2 separate regions of the Homo sapiens genome follow, and region 2 is linked to region 1. Evidence: read pairs that join two places in POLR2A ChIA-PET (ENCODE). Cell type or tissue: PC-9. All regions are shown on one strand. Each heading gives the region's core, and the rest is flanking DNA. Links, peaks and the distances in the headings are about the cores only. Region 1 holds the start of OR5A1 (olfactory receptor family 5 subfamily A member 1). Region 2 has its middle 36 kb from the start of MPEG1.

The links. Peaks named below come from ENCODE experiments on the same cell type or tissue, not always from the same donor. Only the 100,000 strongest peaks of a DNase experiment are listed, where the experiment ranks them.
Region 2: POLR2A ChIA-PET joins it to region 1 with 6 read pairs; 2 of 35 experiments call an interaction of 5 or more read pairs at or near these places.

The regions. Positions count from the first base shown.
Region 1 is chr11:59,429,452-59,438,087 of GRCh38, reverse strand. OR5A1 (olfactory receptor family 5 subfamily A member 1) reads right to left here and starts at 1,619. Exons shown (of 2, transcript NM_001004728.2): 1 at 1,253-1,619. In PC-9, for the core only: no CTCF peak of the experiment used is centred there; no DNase peak of the experiment used is centred there.
Region 2 is chr11:59,244,504-59,253,139 of GRCh38, reverse strand. No RefSeq gene overlaps it. Among named protein-coding and RNA genes, the nearest start is that of MPEG1, 36 kb to the right of the region's middle. In PC-9, for the core only: no CTCF peak of the experiment used is centred there; a DNase peak (open chromatin) is centred at 5,219; H3K27ac peaks cover 1,814 bases.

The DNA.
Region 1 (8,636 bases), core at 2,079-4,578:
GTGAAGGGGGAGTAGACATCTCATATGGTGAGAGCAGATGCAAGAGAGAGAGAGCAACAGAAAGGGGCCAGGCTCTTTAAACAACCAGCTGTTGCCTGAATTCACTAATCACCAAGGGGATAGCACTACCCCATTCATGAAGGATCCGCCCCATGGGCCAATCACCTCCTACCAGGCCCCGCCTCCAACAATGGGGATTACATTTCAACATGAGATTTGGAGGGAAGAAACACTCAAACTATATCAAACAGGGTCCAGCTTATCGTATACAACAATTAATAAAACACTGCACTGGGAAAATTATTCAACTGATAAATCAAGAGCATAGAATTATCTGAGACAGACAACAAACTTGTATGTAAATCCTAAATTTCTGCATGTTATCTGGAATTTCAATTTTGAATTGGAGAAAGCTCAAATATGAAAAGAATAATGTACATTTAAAAAACTTTGGCAAAAAAATCTGTAAATTCAAAGTTTCCATATTCTACTTAAGTACTTAAATGACAGCAGAGAATGCTTGAAAACAAAATAGTATACAGCAGACTTCTTGAAAAGTATAGTACCGAAAATAAATGAGCTATCAAGCCATGAAAAGACATGGAGGAAACTTACGTGCATATTACTAAGTGAAATAAATTAACCTGAAAGGCTACGTAGGGTATGATTCCACCTATAAGACATATTGGAAAAAGCAAAACTATGGAGACAGTAAAAAGATCAGTAGTTGCTAGGGGTCAGGGAGAGGGAAGGGTGAACAGGGAGAGCACAGAGGGTTTTTAGGACAGTGAAGCTACTATGGATGATCCTATAACAGTGGATACATGTCATCATACATTTGCCCAAACCCACGGAATACACAACACTAAGAATGAACCCAAATGTTAACTATGGATTTTGGGTGATAATAATTTGCCAATGTAGGTTCATTGATTGTAACAATGTACCACTGTGGTGGGGGAGATTGATCATGGAGGAGGCTATGCATGTGTAGGAGTAAAAGGATAAATAGGAAATCTCTGGTCAATATTGCCGTGACTCTACAATTGCTCTAAAAAATAAGGTCTATTTTTTAAAAAGTACAAAAAAAGATTTGGCTGAATTTGAGGAAAGACAAATAGCATTGAGAGGTGCAGGGAGAAAAACTAAAAGTCAAAGAACTTATTGGTTACCTATATGGGCTTGTGGATATAGGGAATTCTATCATGTGAGATTAATATGGGCATGAAGACAAAGAGCAAACTGCACTTACCCTGTTGCTCCTGCTCTGTCTGCCCTTTAGCTGATACCTGTTTTGAGTTGTTCTGCTTTGGAAGGAGTTTAATTGGGTTTCAGTGGCTGCTTCCAATTACCAAAGTGCTAATGAGTTTGGAGAGAGCTTGCGGCTGGTTTTTTCATCAAGGATCAAAATATCCTCTTGGTGCATAGAAGGTGTGCTTTGGGGCAGAGTAAAGGAAGAAAAAGATATATAAAGAAAGGATGGAGGTTGTAATCTTTAAGAAGCTCTTCTGGCATCAGCTAATATCTGCATTTAGGGTCATTTTGAGAAAATGTTCAAAGCTGGGGTTGGGGGTAAATTGGGGAGAGGTTTTTTTCTTCTGTCCTTGGAGATGTTTCATTATATTTGCTCCTGAGGGTCTTTTTGAAAGGGAGGAATGTATCACCCGAACTTCACAGCTTTATGATTAATTGCTCTCTGGGGTTGTCTAGAACGCAAACTCTAAAAGCTCCAAAACTGATGCTTATTAAACTCCATCCCAGTGGCTAGGGCCTCCAATCCCCCAAGGCCAATCAAGATATTTTCTGGTAGTACCTGACGAAAAAACTCAGGATAGCAGTGGAACATAAGGATAGGTTAAACACCACTCCACAAAATAAAGCAAAATTGCCTATCTATAAATACATATTTATTGACTCTATTCCATTACTTAGTAGAACCTATTTGGCCAGAAGTATGCTAAAAGGATGGGACCTTAACCTTCCTGAGCTCCTCTTATGTGCTAAGCACTATACTATGTGCCTTATGTGTGTTAACTCACTAAGTTCTCCCCAATTCCCCGTGCAGAGGAGGAAACCGAAATTCAGAGAAGCTAAATAAATTGATCGAAATTTTATGCTAGTAAGGGATTGATCTGATATTTGAACTCTGTGTAATACCAAACACTGCATATAAATATATGACACATGCACTTATTTTGAAACTCACATAAATGTGTTGATATGGTCAATCATACCCCTCAATTCATAAATCCATTTTCTTTCCACAGAAACCTACTATCTTCCTCCAGGAAAGAGACATTAGAAATAGGGCATTTTTTTCTTAAAACATTTTAAAAAACTTATTCTGCTATGGAATATAAAGGTGTAATATAAAGATGTAGAACTTTTATTCTATGGAGAGCTACATACAAATAAAAAGTAATATGGGGCCACACATTTAACAAAATCAAGCCATTAGTACATGTGCTTTCAGGTGGAGGGGAAAAAGTAAAATATTTGATTCTCTTGTTTCTTAAGCTGAGAACATGGAACTTCGGTCTTTTCAAAGTAGCTACAATAAACAGTGGATGACTGATCTCAATTCCATGACTACTTAAAGGAGAGAAAGCTATCCAACCAGGCAGAGAAAAAAATGGTTGGAGAGTAGAATTCAAAGGAAAAACATGGATAAGGGAGAAATTATTCGTTCGTGCATTCCTTAAGTATGTATGTATTTATTTATTGAGAGTTAGGTCTCTTTGTTTATTTATTTATTTAAATTGACAAATGCCAAATTGTATATATTTATGTTATATAACATAATGTTTTGATATATGTATACATAGAAGAATTATTAAATCAAGCAAATTAACATATCCATCAGCTCACCTACTTATGATTTTTCTGATGACAACATTTTAAAATCTACTTTTTCAGTGATTTTCAAGTATACTACACACATTATCATTAATTATAGTCACCATGCTGTACAACAAATCTCCAAAATTTATTTCTCCTGTCTAACTGAAACTTTGTACCTTTTAAGTGACATCTCCCTGCTCCCCCTACCCCTGCCCCTGAGAGCCACCATTCTACTCTCTGCTTCTATGAGTTCAGTTTTTTTTAGATTTCACATAATTGAGGGCATACAGTATTTGTCTTTCTGTGCCAGGTTTATTTCACTTGCCATAATGCCCTCCAGGTTTATTCATGTTGTAGCAAAGGACAAGATTTTCTTTTCTTTGAAGGCAGAATAGTGTATATATACTATATATTCTTTAGCCATTCATCCATTAATGGACATTTAGCTTGATTTCATATTATGGCTATGCTCAATAGTGCTGCAATAAACATGAGAGTGCAGTTATCTCTTTGACATATTGATTTCATTATTTTTGGATATATACCCAGTAGTGGGATTGCTGGGTCATATAGCAGTTCTAAGTTTAGTTTTTTGAGGCATATCTATACTGTTTTCCAGAATGGCTACACTTACTATATGCTACTTGTTTTTTATTTTTATTTTTTGCCATTCTAATAGATACAAGTGGGGTTTAGTTTTGATTTTAATTTCTATTTTGTTAATGAATAGTGGTGTTGAGTATCATATGTCCATCCATGTATCTATTTTGCTGAATTATATGTTCACATATATTTTGCCCATTTAAAAAATTTCTGAAATGTAAAACTTAGTTTTGAAAGTTCTTTATATATGCTACATACAATTCCTTTATCAAATATATAATTTGAAAATATTTTTTCCAATCTGTAACTTGTCTTTTCATTCCACTAATATTTTTTGAGAGCAGAATCCTCAATTTTTGCAATGTCTCATTTATCATTTTTCCTTTTATTAATTGTGTGTTTGGTGTAACACCTAGGAAATCTTTGCATAATGCAAAGTCATAATGATTTTTTTCTATGTTTTCCTCTAGAAATTTTATAATTTATATTTTACATTTAGTTGTATGATTTAATTACTTGTGTATGGTGTGAAGTAAAAACTGTTTCATATTTTGGCACAGTGGCATCTAATTGTCCTAGCATTATTCGTGGAAAAGTATATTCTTTCTCATTTGAGCTGTTTTTTGCATATTGATGAAAGTCATTTGATTGTAAGTATGTGGGTCTATTTCTGTTCTTCAGAACAGAACTGTCTATTCTGTTTCATTGATATATGTATTCTTTTCTTTCTCCAATATCATACTTTCTTAATTATTGTAGCTGTATGCGTATCTTTTTAAAGCAAGTAATGTGTGTCCCTCAACTTTGTTCTTCTATTTCAAAACTATTTTGGCTCTTCTAGTTCCTTTATCTTTCCATAAATATTTTATTTTATTATTTTTATTTTTTCAAAATGATCAGCATCAACATAAAAATTTTTAGAATCAATTTGAAAATATCTACAGAAAATCCTGTTGATATTTGATTTAAAATGTATTGAATATAGGATCTATTTTGGGGGAATTGATATTTATTATGGCACTACATTGAGTCTTCTAATCCATACACATGCTATATATCTCCACATATTTAGATAATTGGTTTCTTTCATCAGTGTTTTATAGTTTGCTGCACACAGATCTTGTACTTATTTCATTAGGTTTATACCTAAGTATTTCATGTTTTTAAAAATGCTATTGTATTGTAAATGATACACTTGAAAATTTCAATTACCAATTATTTACTAATAGTGTTCAATTACTAATTGTTAATTACTAGCTCAATTACCAATTGTTTACTACAGTTAATTTTTATAATTTGACTGTTTATTGGGGCACTGCTTAACTTACTTATTAGTTCTTGAACCTATGCTATAGATTCTTTGGGATTTTCTACACTCATATTATTTGTGGATGATATGGTTAGGCTTTGTGTCCCCACCCAAATCTCATCTTGAATTGTAATCCTCAAGTGTTGAGGGAAAGACCTGACGGTAGGTAACTGAATCATTGCGGTAGTTTCCCCCATTCTGTTCTCATGATAGCGAGTGAGCTCTCATGAGATCTGATGGTTTTATAAGGGGCTCTTCCCGCTTCGCTGTCTCACTCTCTCTCTCCTACTGCCATGTGAAGGAGGTCCTTGCTTCCCCTTCACCTTCCACCATGACTGTAAGTTTCCTGAGGCCTCCCCAGCCATGTAGAACTGAGTCAATTAACCTTTTTCCTTTATATATTACCCAGTCTTGGGAAGTTCTTTATAGCTATGTGAAAACAGACTAATACATTGTATAAAGGAAGTTTTATATTTTTCTTTGCAATCTATGTAACTTTTACTTATTTTTCCTGCTTTATTGATAAGAACTCCAGTACAATGTATAAAATGAATGGTGAGAGCAGACATCATTGCCTTTTTCCTGATCTTAGGAGAAAAACATTTAGTTTTTTACTAGTAAGTGTCATAATAGCTGTAGGGTATTTTTGTTATTAACCTATGAACTATATCAGATTGCAGGTGTTCTTTCTAATCCTAGTTTGCCAAGAGTCTTTATCATAAATGGATGCTGGATTTTTTAAAAGACATATACTGAATTGATTGATTTTATATATTTTCTCCTTGATTTTCACTTTATTGATAAAGAGAGATTCATTGACTGATTTTAAAATGTCGAACCAGACTTACATATTTTTGAGGATAAATCCAACTTGGAAATATGTATATAATGTATATCCCTAACCAGGTAGTTGGATTTGAGAGAAGGTAATTCCCAAAGAACCTAATTCTAAGAGAGAGAAGAGAACAAGAGCCATGCAGTCGATCTTCAGGAGTGGAATCCTAAAGCAGAAGCAGTTGCAATTTTCAATTCTAAAAGCCAGGGTAGCCATGGGAGGCAGTTCAATAAAGACATAGCCAGGAGTTACTCTGGTACCAAGGAGGAGTCACCAGCTGCATTTGTTTATTGTTTTCTTGCCTTCAGCCCTCACAGTTGTAGGTGAAAATATGTTATGTATGTATGTGTATGTGTGTGTGTGTGTGTTGGGGTAACAGAATGGACATGAGAGATGGTAGGCTCGTTGTAATCGTCAAAGATTCTCTCTCCCTCTATACCCTTACATGTGGGAATAATCCTCAAAGTCTTGTCTGTGGTCTGTTTTTCATCTTCTACACATTTTACCTAGGCTCTTTCCTCTTATCTCAGAGTTTAAATTAATAATGCTATGTATAACCACTGTTCTTGCCCACATCAGCTGGAAGACTGAAACATGATCACAATAATAGTTATCAGACAAAGTTTCCAGGGTGTCTTACTACCCCAGATTCCTTTGAATTCCTTCTATACCCACATAGTCCTCAAAATTCCTCCTAGTTCTGGAAGCCATCAGGGAGTGGCTCACATACTCTTTGTATAATAATCTACTATTGTGTTATCTATTGTTTTCCTTCTTTCCTGTTATGGATCAGGATGGTATTTCCTGCAGATAGTCACCATGTCACTAGCTCTGATGCACAACAGTGTCTCATGGCTAAGATGCTGGCATTGAAGACACAGGTATCTGCATTGAGAGCATCATACCCTGATGCTACCCAAACTGCTGGCATTAGTACTACTTGCACGTCAATACTCTTTTCAGTTTCTTTTTTCCAGCATTCTTTTCCCAGTCCCTTTGGGCCAGGACTCAGGAATGTGTCTTTGGGCTGGGCTGAAGGATAATTTAAGTGATAGAAAACTGGTTCTTTCCAGAACCTCCTTTCTCTTCTGAGCTCAGGTCATTGTTCTGAAAGTAGATGAGTACCTTGTGATTCTTTTCTTTTGAGATGCTCCCTTTAAGAGTTCCTGAGGGAAATTCATTTCAATGGATGTTTAGTCAGTGCAATGTTCAAAGCCTTCTTGGAAAATTTATACTCATGATGTTGTCAATTCATATGAGTCCTCAAATACCCTGATAAGTAGAGAAAATTGTGCTTTATTTTTTGCATTAACATTATTTAAAATCTTCACTGCAACTTTCACTATATCAATGATTAAGCATATTTTCATTTGATTTGGAATTAACACTTAAAATTTCCTAATGATTCATTTTTTAGTTTAAGTTTTACCTAGCAATTTAATGAGAGTTTAATATTTTCAAGTGTTTTTCAGGGGCATAAAATTTACATTATTTACAAATAATTAGGGCTATGATAATACTAAGTACATGAATAATAAAAATGACCCTGAAACCTAAGGTAATTGTTTATTAAAAAATACTGTGCCAAGATTGACTAAAAATGAAAGTTTTTGAAAACCATATCCAAATTAGATGACATTTTAATGAAAACATATAGCTAACTGGTATTTAATAAAAACATATAGTTAGCCAGGGACAACAATAATATAGATTCTCATGCTATTTCTAATAAACTAATTATCAGAATATTACAGCTGGAGATGTTTCTTCTGAGACAAATGGGCAATTTAAAAATCAACATGATAACCCCTCATGTTTGAATAGATTATATAATGGTTTTCATATAGATTGTATATTATATGCTCTTCACACAAACATACAATGTTGATATATTTGGTGCACTTTCAGAGATAAAGGAAAAGCTTATGTAAGATCAACTGAGGCATCCAAGACCACACACTGGCAATCGGATGGATTTCAGCCCATGACGTGTGGTCCCCACTACCAATTATTTTTACTTCTGATGCCTACTCTTCTCATTTGCTCTCTTGTTATGTCATTGTATCTCTTTTTAAATATTTAAAAATCTGCTTTAAAAAAATTATACCATGAATGTAAACTTATGACATACCTGTTTTCAGTTACGTCACCCTTATCCAAACATATTTGCTTATTATTGTTATTTACCATTTACATTATGCTTAGTATGTTGCCCCTCTCCCTGATCTAGTTTATTTCTCAGAATTGAACTTCATGATAATATTGAGTTCAGGTGCTTGAGAAGCACATGGTACAGTGCTTGGATCACAGTGAGGATGTAATGTGTTTGAGGATGATCAATCACTATTGCAACTGACCCTACAATTTAGGCATATTTCCACTAGGTGGCAGCAACATTCCATACGGATAAAAACCAATAGGTGCTTGGTTTTGACAGACAATGGTTTAGTAATTAAGTTATCTTAGCAGTAATCATGCTGTTTGAGTTTTTAGAGGTTTTCTATTCTAGCTCTTTGGTTTCAGAATAAAAAAAGTTGAGGTCCAGAGAGGGGTCAAGAGAGATCAACAGCGCAATCTGCCATAGTAGAATGGGAATTATAATTCAGGTCCTATGATGCCTTTGCGCTTTCCCTCTTGTATAAATTGTTAAAGACCTCTAAAACTTTTCAATATACCTTCACTTTGGGTTTGTTAGAGATGTCTTGTGAAAACACTTTGGATCCATATCAGGTTGAAATTTTTCCTAGTCGCTAGTGGAAGAAATGCACCCTGAGATAACTTTTCAAATTCCAATTTGAGAGTTAAGATGTTTTACTACTAAGGATATTTGGATTTTTCTCTGGGTTTTCTTTGAAATGATTCAAGTAAACTCATTAAAATAGCTATGCTAAAATGTTAAGCTAAAATGAAAGTAAATCATATTTCAGGAGATGCTGTCAGAGAACAAACTCTAAGATGCATAGAATCCTAGGGAGATAAATTTTGAGTTGAACATCAAAGCACTTCCAATTCTAAACACTTATAATTCGATATGGAGTTTATTTGCCT
Region 2 (8,636 bases), core at 3,743-6,242, 190 kb after region 1:
TTCTTGGGACAGAACTGAGTCAAATGATGAAGGAAAGAAAGGCAACACCTTAGAAGTAGAATGAATAAATTCACCACATTTCTTTGAAATAGCCATTTCTCTTTATGCATTCAAAGTATGGCTTGACTTGTAAGGATTTGAGTTCTATGGATTGTTAGGAATGTACTACATGGCTGTGAAGAAGACAATGTATGTATGTATGTATGTATGTATGTATGTATTTATTTATTTATTTATTTATTTTTGAGATGGAGTCTTGCTCTGTCCTTCAGGCTGGAGTGCAGTGGTGCGGTCTCGGCTCACTGCAACATTTGCCTCCCAGGTTCAAGCAATTCTCAGGCCTCAGACTCCCAAATAGGTGAGACCACAGATGCATGCCACCTTGCCTGGCTAATTTTTGTATTGTTTAGTGGAAACAGGGTTTTGCCATGTTAACCAGGTTGGCCTTGAACTCCAGATCTCAGGTGATCCACCTACCTCAGTTTCCCAAAGTGCTGGGATTTCAGGCGTGAGCCACAGCACCCACCCAAGAAGACCAAATTAACCAGTGAATATGAGGTGGCCTGTAAAATTGAACAAAGTATTATGTGTCTGGGTGTCTCCTAAAATGAGATACCACAATGTAAAACTTGTCAGTTTTTCAATAACCAGTAGCGGGAGGTCCATCCCAAGATGCTCCAGTAACAGAAAAGTTAACACAAAGGTGGTGGTGTGGCTAGAGGTAATGATAAAACTGCCTTTCATGGGCATAACTCTTTTAAAGTTTATATCCATGAACACTCGGTCTTCATGACAGCCTGGCTATGAGACCACATCTGATGGGCGAGGGAGTACAAGTTAGCTTGCATTTGCTGAAGATGACCTAGCTAATGATCAGCAGAGGAGGGGCCAGGCATGCCTGAGCACCAGGGTCACTCAAGGGGACAGAATGTTAACACCTTTCCACAATGGCCCTAACAAGATATTCTTTGTCTTAAATAGTTGACACTCCAGCTGGGATTATCTCTACAAATATCTTTTTTTTTTTTTTTTTTTTTTTGAGACGGAGTCTTGCTCTGTCGCCCAGGCCAGACTGCGGACTGCAGTGGCGCAATCTCGGCTCACTGCAAGCTCTCCGCTTCCCGGGTTCACGCCATTCTCCTGCCTCAGCCTCCCGAGTAGCTGGGACTACAGGCGCCCGCCACCGCGCCCGGCTAATTTTTTGTATTTTTAGTAGAGATGGGGTTTCACCTTGTTAGCCAGGATGGTCTCGATCTCCTGACCTCATGATCCACCCGCCTCGGCCTCCCAAAGTGCTGGGATTACAGGCGTGAGCCACCGCGCCCGGCCTATCTCTACAAATATCTTGGCATGAATGTCTGAAAGAGGCTGAATAAATCCACCTCTGCTCTGTTTCCAGAATTCTCTTTATCCAAAGGGTTTGCAACCTCTCAAGTCAGCCCCTTTTATCTTTGGATAAATATAAAAAAAATTTTGACTTTAAGAAAAATTCCTCCTTGAAATAAGCAGGAAGTTATTTCCAAGTAACTTCAACCTATGACTTCTCATCTGCAAAAGGAACGTTAAAATGTCCTCTCTTTCTACTTGACAAGTTGCAGAAAGAGGTGACATTCTGCTTGAAAAGGTGGGTAGAGACAAACAGCCTCAATGTCCTCACTTACCCTGTTCAGGAGGGAGACTATAGGCAGAGAGCCTATCAAAGCTGTGTTGAGCTTATGACCTACAGAACTATGACATAATACAAGTCTGTTGTTTTAAGCTGATAAATTTGTGTTAATCCATTATGCAGCAATAGAAAACTAATAATTCTCAGTGTGCATTTTATTATGCTTCTCTGTAAAGCTACTCCCTCCAAACTTTGCAGCTGATATCCTGATGAAGCTATTATTTTTTAAAAGTTCCTTTTTGGAAAAGTCATCCTATTCAATTCAGAAAACAGTCAGTGGGCATCTTTTTGATGTCAGGCACTGTGCTAAGCTCTGAAATATAAAGATGAATAAGAACTTTAACCCTAAAAGACCTCGAAGAGAAACTACACAAATAGACACGACTATTATCTGAATCAGAAAGTGCTGAGAACCATGAGGGCATAACAAGTACAAGGTATGAGAGTTCAGAAAAGGGAGAAATCATATCCTGTTAAGGGTGTCAAGAAAGGTTGTCTTGAGGTGGCTGTGGGGAAGAGGATAGGAAATCAAAAAGAGGCTCAGAAAAAATTCGAGGAAGCAGTGAATGTCCTTGTGGGAAAAGAGGGCTCATTTGAATAGCTAAGCCCACCAGCAGCCTGACTAAGCTTATGGATATCATGGGAAAAAAACAACATGGTGAGGGATGGTAGTGGGAATCACTGAGGGCTGGGATAATGAGCTTAGGAATTTGGGAGAGCCTGAGAAGCATGAAATCATGAAAACCAAGAATAGATTGGCTGGGAGTTGCAGAGTAGAACAGGCAGTTTTAGTAAAGGGAAATTTTAGAGTTTGAGATTTTGGAATTAAGCAATTTTCTATTATGGTGAGGGCTGGAATGGGGCTGCCAAGTCATATGACTGGGGTGGCATAGAATTTGAAGTTGGTGAGGCATCCCTTCAAGACAATGTACAGCCGGAGCACTAGAGGGACATCAACCTTAACATTGTCTGATGCATCTTTCTCATTGCCACCATACTTAGCACAGCACCATTAAACATAGAGGGCTAAACAAATGTCGACCTGAGAGGCATACAGAAAAATGAAACAATCACAGTGAGATAGTCAATCTAGATTTTTTTCTGCACTATGGAGCTTGAAATTTGGTCTTGAGGAGAGGCAATAAATGGGTAAGAAGGCATTCTTTGACATTACCAGCCAGGTGTAGTTGCTTTTAAATTTATTGAACTCATTGGTGAGCAACTTGAGAAGAGTGATGTCTTGAGACCTCAATCAAAGACATGATGTAGGCAGTGCACAGAAAGAACCTGGTTTTTGTTATTTTTTCTGTCATCCTGCCTCATCTGGCAGAGAAAATTTCAAGACTAATTTTAGATTTTCAGGAATAATTAATGATTCAGTAAAATAAACGGATACATCATGACCTATATCTTTGCCCCTCTTCCCTTCCCCAAACCATCAACATCCACGTAGACTGAGATGTCCTCACTTGTATGGCTTTTTATGGCATCCCATAGAATAGGTCTTTCTCACCATCTGGGAAGCAACTGGGCAGCCCTCTCCAGTGAACATTCACCAACCTAACTGACCGCCTCCAGCCACAACTGCCTCTCTTCCTTGAGATCGAGCCCTGCCAACAAAATGCCACTTTCAAGATCAAGCAAGTTCAGGGTAATTATACTTTTCCCAAGTCACATCAGCTCTGGATAATTTTCAGAGCTATTTCCAGGTCTATTTTAAGGGATAACTCGATGTCGCAATGCGTGAGAGTCAATTGGATACATGATTCCCAATGACTCCATGCTTGCCGTGTTCCTGGTCTCAGAAAGCTTTTCAAAGAAAAGCTCAGGGTGGGCTCTCTCAGCAGGGGATACCATATTATTATGGCTTCCCAGAAGAGGGCCTACCCCCGCCATCACTCCAAGCAGGATCAAAGAATCAGAGTCTCTTCAAAGAACAGACAGCAAGCACTATGGGTGGAAGGCCACAGATGCCCTACAGATGTGGTTGGGCAACTATTTTCTAGGTTTTACCAGGTTGGTTTATAAGTCTATCTGAAGACTGAGAACAGATTTCGGAGAACATCTTCTCCTATTTATTCTGGTTACAGCAAAATAAATAAATGAATGTTTATGTTACTTTCAATGAGCTAAAATAGTTATTTACAAAGACAGACAAGACCTGCTTTAAGCAAAAGTATAAAATTCTACAACTTTGTCCTCTGTGCCACCACCTCCCTCTTTAAGCCTCTCTCATCCTGATTCTGGGTTCTTTGTTCTTTCCATTACCACTTGCCTGCATTCTCATGCAGCTATCTTTTCCTGTGACTGTAGGCACTAGTTAAATTCTGGCCCTACCAATGACTGGCTGTGATCCAGTGAGCAGCCAAGGCAGAAAACCACTGCCTCAGAGTATCCCTCTCTGAAAAGCACTGAAGCCTTTGCAGCAGTCTTGAAACCTGTTCGAGTTTCCTCAATCTTGAGGATTCCTTCGTTTGACATTGCCAGCTGTTGTACCTACTCTTCCATTTTCTTCTCTCCTTCCACTGCTAAACTGGCATAACTTCCGTCAGTACCTGGCCTTGTTCAAATCCCCTCTGAGCTCCATTCCGGATATCCCTATCTGAGACCAATGAGTTCCACCCCTACCATTCTGTTGAAATTGCTCTGGGAAGACCACACCTCCCTTCCTTCTTGCCAAATCAATGGCCTTCTGTTTATATTTTCTCTCTTTGAGTTCCATGCCATGTTCATTAAGCATCACTGAGCAGTGACAGATTTGAGGATCAGGATAAGGAATTTGGATGTCATCAGGCCATCAGTGAACAAAAAAACTAATGAACGCTCTTGAGCAAAAAATGACATGATTGGATCTGTGCTTTAAGGAGGTCCATTTGCAGGTTAAGGAGGAAGAATTGAATTTGAGAGAGTCTGAAGGCGAATTATGAACAATCAGTTTAAAATTGCCTGAGTCCCCCCACAAAAAAATTCTTGGAGTTGGAGATGACATGAAAAGAGGGTTCTATTGATTCTACCGATAATGTTTCAAGTAGTATTAAAGAACAATCCATTCTGAAGGTGGGAGCAAGGGAGGCAGGAATTGTAAAGCACCATAGTCTTCTAGTTTACTATCCTCACACCCTTCAGTATGCAATAAGATATATAAAAAAAAAAAAGAGGATTCTTTAGGTTTAGGGTTTTTTTTTCCCTAAAAAAAGATTTAATTACAAACTACTGAATTGGCCATAGTAATCATTTCTCCAATATCTAGCCTCAGAGAGAGACCCCAAGAATGTAGGCATGATGCCCAGAGCTGGGAACTCGAGGAGGGAGTATAATTTGTTTAGCTTCACAGTAGGAGACTCTGGCCCTGGCAGAGGAGAAGCTGATGGGGTTTTGGGTGGAGAAGGGAAATTGTAACATTTTTCTCATCTGGATGCAAGTTGAAGAGCTGCCAACATCAACAGGGTGTGGCCACCATCTTTCACAAATCCTTGAAAGAAGCTGTGGTGTGCTGTGGGTTTACACAATGCCCACTTCCTTCTGTTTCTTGTATGTCCTCCCCAAGACACACAAATAGACTTCAAGTATTTTCAAGATGGATATTTGATAAATCAAAAACAAAACACGTACATGAGGGAAATCTGGCCTTAGTCAAACAGCAAGAGGTTATTTTTCTTTTAAACTCCCTGCCCACTGATCTTTTGAAAGATAAGTGTTATCAGGTGATTTTTTAAAAAAATTGCCATCCATTTCTCAGGTCCTTATAGGGGCAGTGGTGTATGGAGGAATGAGGATATTATGAAATAAAGTGTTACAAGAGGCCCTATGCACACAATAAAAAATGTTAGTACATGTCAATCTCCTTTCTTCTTTCTTTTTGTTTCACAGAATCAGAATCTCAGGATTTTAAGGAACCCATAAGGTTAACTAATTCAGATTGTCTTTTAAATCTTAAATCCTGTCACTGTCAAGTGTACCATCTTCTGCTTACACACGTCCAGTGATGAGAAATTTAAAGCTTTCTGGGCTATCCATTCTACTTTTGAACTATACTATTGTTTTCCTAAAATTCTCTCTCTCTCTCTCTCTGTCTATCTTTGTCAGAAGGGTTCTGTAAAATATCTAGTGCTTTACAAAGGTAACTGCTATTGTCTGAAATTGTCACATATTTTGGAGCCAAAAACCAGTCTCAGATTGCATTGACTCCAGGGATATATTATTGGAACCACACCAGGAACTAGGAATAACATGGAAGCTGAGCCAATGGAAATCAACTGTACCCAAACAAAGCTGGCATTTTCTTTATCCCTGAGCACAGGTAGCTACCCAAGATGCCCAGAGGTGCTCTCTGGGACATGCTGTACCCCACAACCTAAACAGAACCAGTGGTAACTGGGAGAGAACTGGCGTCTCTTTCAACCCCCACCAAGTCCTTCTCTTGGAGTTGGTAGCCAATTTAACATAGCTGCATCCAAATACTTTTTATCTCTTTGTCCAAAACATGTACTATGGGTGCTGGCAGAGATGGGTTTCATTCTTTTTCCAAGCATCTGATCTTAGCCATCTAACTGAAATGTAGAGCGTAAGGAGCTGTAAATGAGTCTGCCCCTTTTCTTTCCTTGGAATCATTACTGCTGAATCATAGAGTCACAGAATGGGAGAGTGAGAAACACTCATGAAGGTGGGGAAGTTGGAGCAGGCAAGATGCTGGGACCTTCTCTCCTACTCCTCTGACTTTGACCAGAAAGCTGGACTTTATCTATTTAATATTCTGAAATTCTGCAGAAAAAAATTTGTTTTTGCATTTCTTCTATTTACAAACGGAAGTAAGGAATAAAGGAATGTGGACTAGAAAATACTGATCTAACCTAATACTTTTATTGTCCATACAAGAGATGAGGAGATTAAGATTCAGAGAAGGAAATAATTTTTCCAACAGTCACATTACAAAGAAGCAGGAGAAATAGAACTTGAACAAGCATTTTTTTTTTCATTTAACTTTCAGGCTAGTTTTTTTTTTTTATTCTAGAGTCATGGGTATATGCAAGTGTGTATCTGCAATTTTTGAAAAACCATCTAGTTTACTTGGGGTCTTCTTTAGCTACCTTTGAGACTCTAGGTTTTAGAATAAGGTAAAGCAGAAAGAGCTTCTCTTGAAGATATAAAATATAGATGCTACTTTTTATATCTGGTACCAATAAATGGTACAGATCTTTACTTCATGTCTTTTTGCTTTAGTTTTATTACCTATGATGGGAAAGGCTAGGCTTGCTGGTTTCTAGCTCTGATATTACATTATTTTAGTGTTTTAGATCTATCCCAGAATTTTCTGGACGTCTATGCAATATTTAAAATAAGGAAGGCCCAGTGGTTTTAGGATTAGGACAAGTTTACAGTATCTACATAGTAATGATTTGATAACCCTTTATTTAAGCAGTGAACAAACTATTCATTGGACACACGTAATGTGCTAGGCACTGTAACAGAGGAGGGGACAGAAATGATCAAGGTAGACAGCACATTTCTTTTCCTCATGTCAGTCTTTCTATATTTTCTTCATCATACCCTAGAAAATCATCTGAACCATAAATGCCCACCACACTTCAAATATAGTGTTCATCTGGGAATTACCGCATTAGAACTTCATTCCTCTTTATCTTGCTATGCGGCTCAACCCTGCTAAAATGTAAATAGCCCTGCTGAGGTTGAGGACAAGAGAACTCTCCACAATCATTTTTGGAATTCAGATTCCACAGAACCAGCCTTGTCTAGTCACTTGGAATGGGAGAAAGATCATATATATTGCAGGTATATCTTTTCTTTTCTTTTTTTTTGAGATGAAGTCTCACTGTGTCTCCCAGGCTGGAGTGCAGTGGCACAATCTCGGCTCACTGCAACCTCCCCCTCCTGAGTTCAAGAGATTCTCCTGCCTCAGCCTCCTGAGTAGCTGGGATTACAGTGCCCAACACCACACCTGATTAATTTTTACATATTCTTTTAGTAGAGATGGGGTTTCACCATGTTGGCCAGGCTGGTCTCAAATTCCTGACCTCAAGCGATCTGCACTCCTCAGCCTCCCAAAATGCTGGGATTACAGGCATCAGCCACCATGCTCGGCCATTGCAGTTATATCAATAACATAGTCCTATTGTAACCAGTGGAGGGTGTCCAGGTTCTTAGCATTTTGAACAAAGAATTAGACAAAATGCATAAACAAAGCAATAAAAGAAAATTACAGATTGTTGAAATGAAAGTACACTCCACAGAGTGGGAGCTGGTTAAAGTAAGTGGCTCAAGAGCGATGGTTACAGAATTTTCTGGGATTTAAATACCCTCTAGAGGTTTCCCATTGGTTACTTGGTTTATACCCTATGTAAGTGAAGAGGATGAAGTGAAATTACAAAGTTATTGATTTGGTGTATACCCTATGCAAAAGAAGAGGATGTTTCCTGACATAGCTGAAGTCAAGTTACAAAGTTATTGACTTGGATATAGAAAGTTGGGGTTTCTATTTGATTTAGTTCTAGGAAGTCCTTAGATTCCCTGACTCCAGACCCTATTCTCCTGCCTCATTTCCCCCCTGAGAGACATGATCCCCATAAACCTTTATGGGAGGCAGAGGAACCAAGGGTCTTTCTTCTGTAACTGCTTCATGCTGACTTCGGGAGCAGTCCCTACATATTGGGGATCACAGTACTCTCATCCTGCTCTGTCTGGTGGGGACAGGGTAGCTTCTTGATGGCTGGTGGTGTCTTCACCTGGAACTGTGTGGAAACCTTCTCACATGATCATCTAAAGCTTAATGGTCTCTAGGCGAGAGGAAAAGAATTTGCTTAAAATATTTAACAAACGGCCGGGCGCGATGGCTTATGTCTGTAATCCCAGCACTTTGGGAGGCCGAGGCGGGCAGATCACGAGGTCAGGAGATCAAGACCATCCTGGCTAACATGGTGAAACCCCGTCTCTACTAAAAATACAATAAATTGGC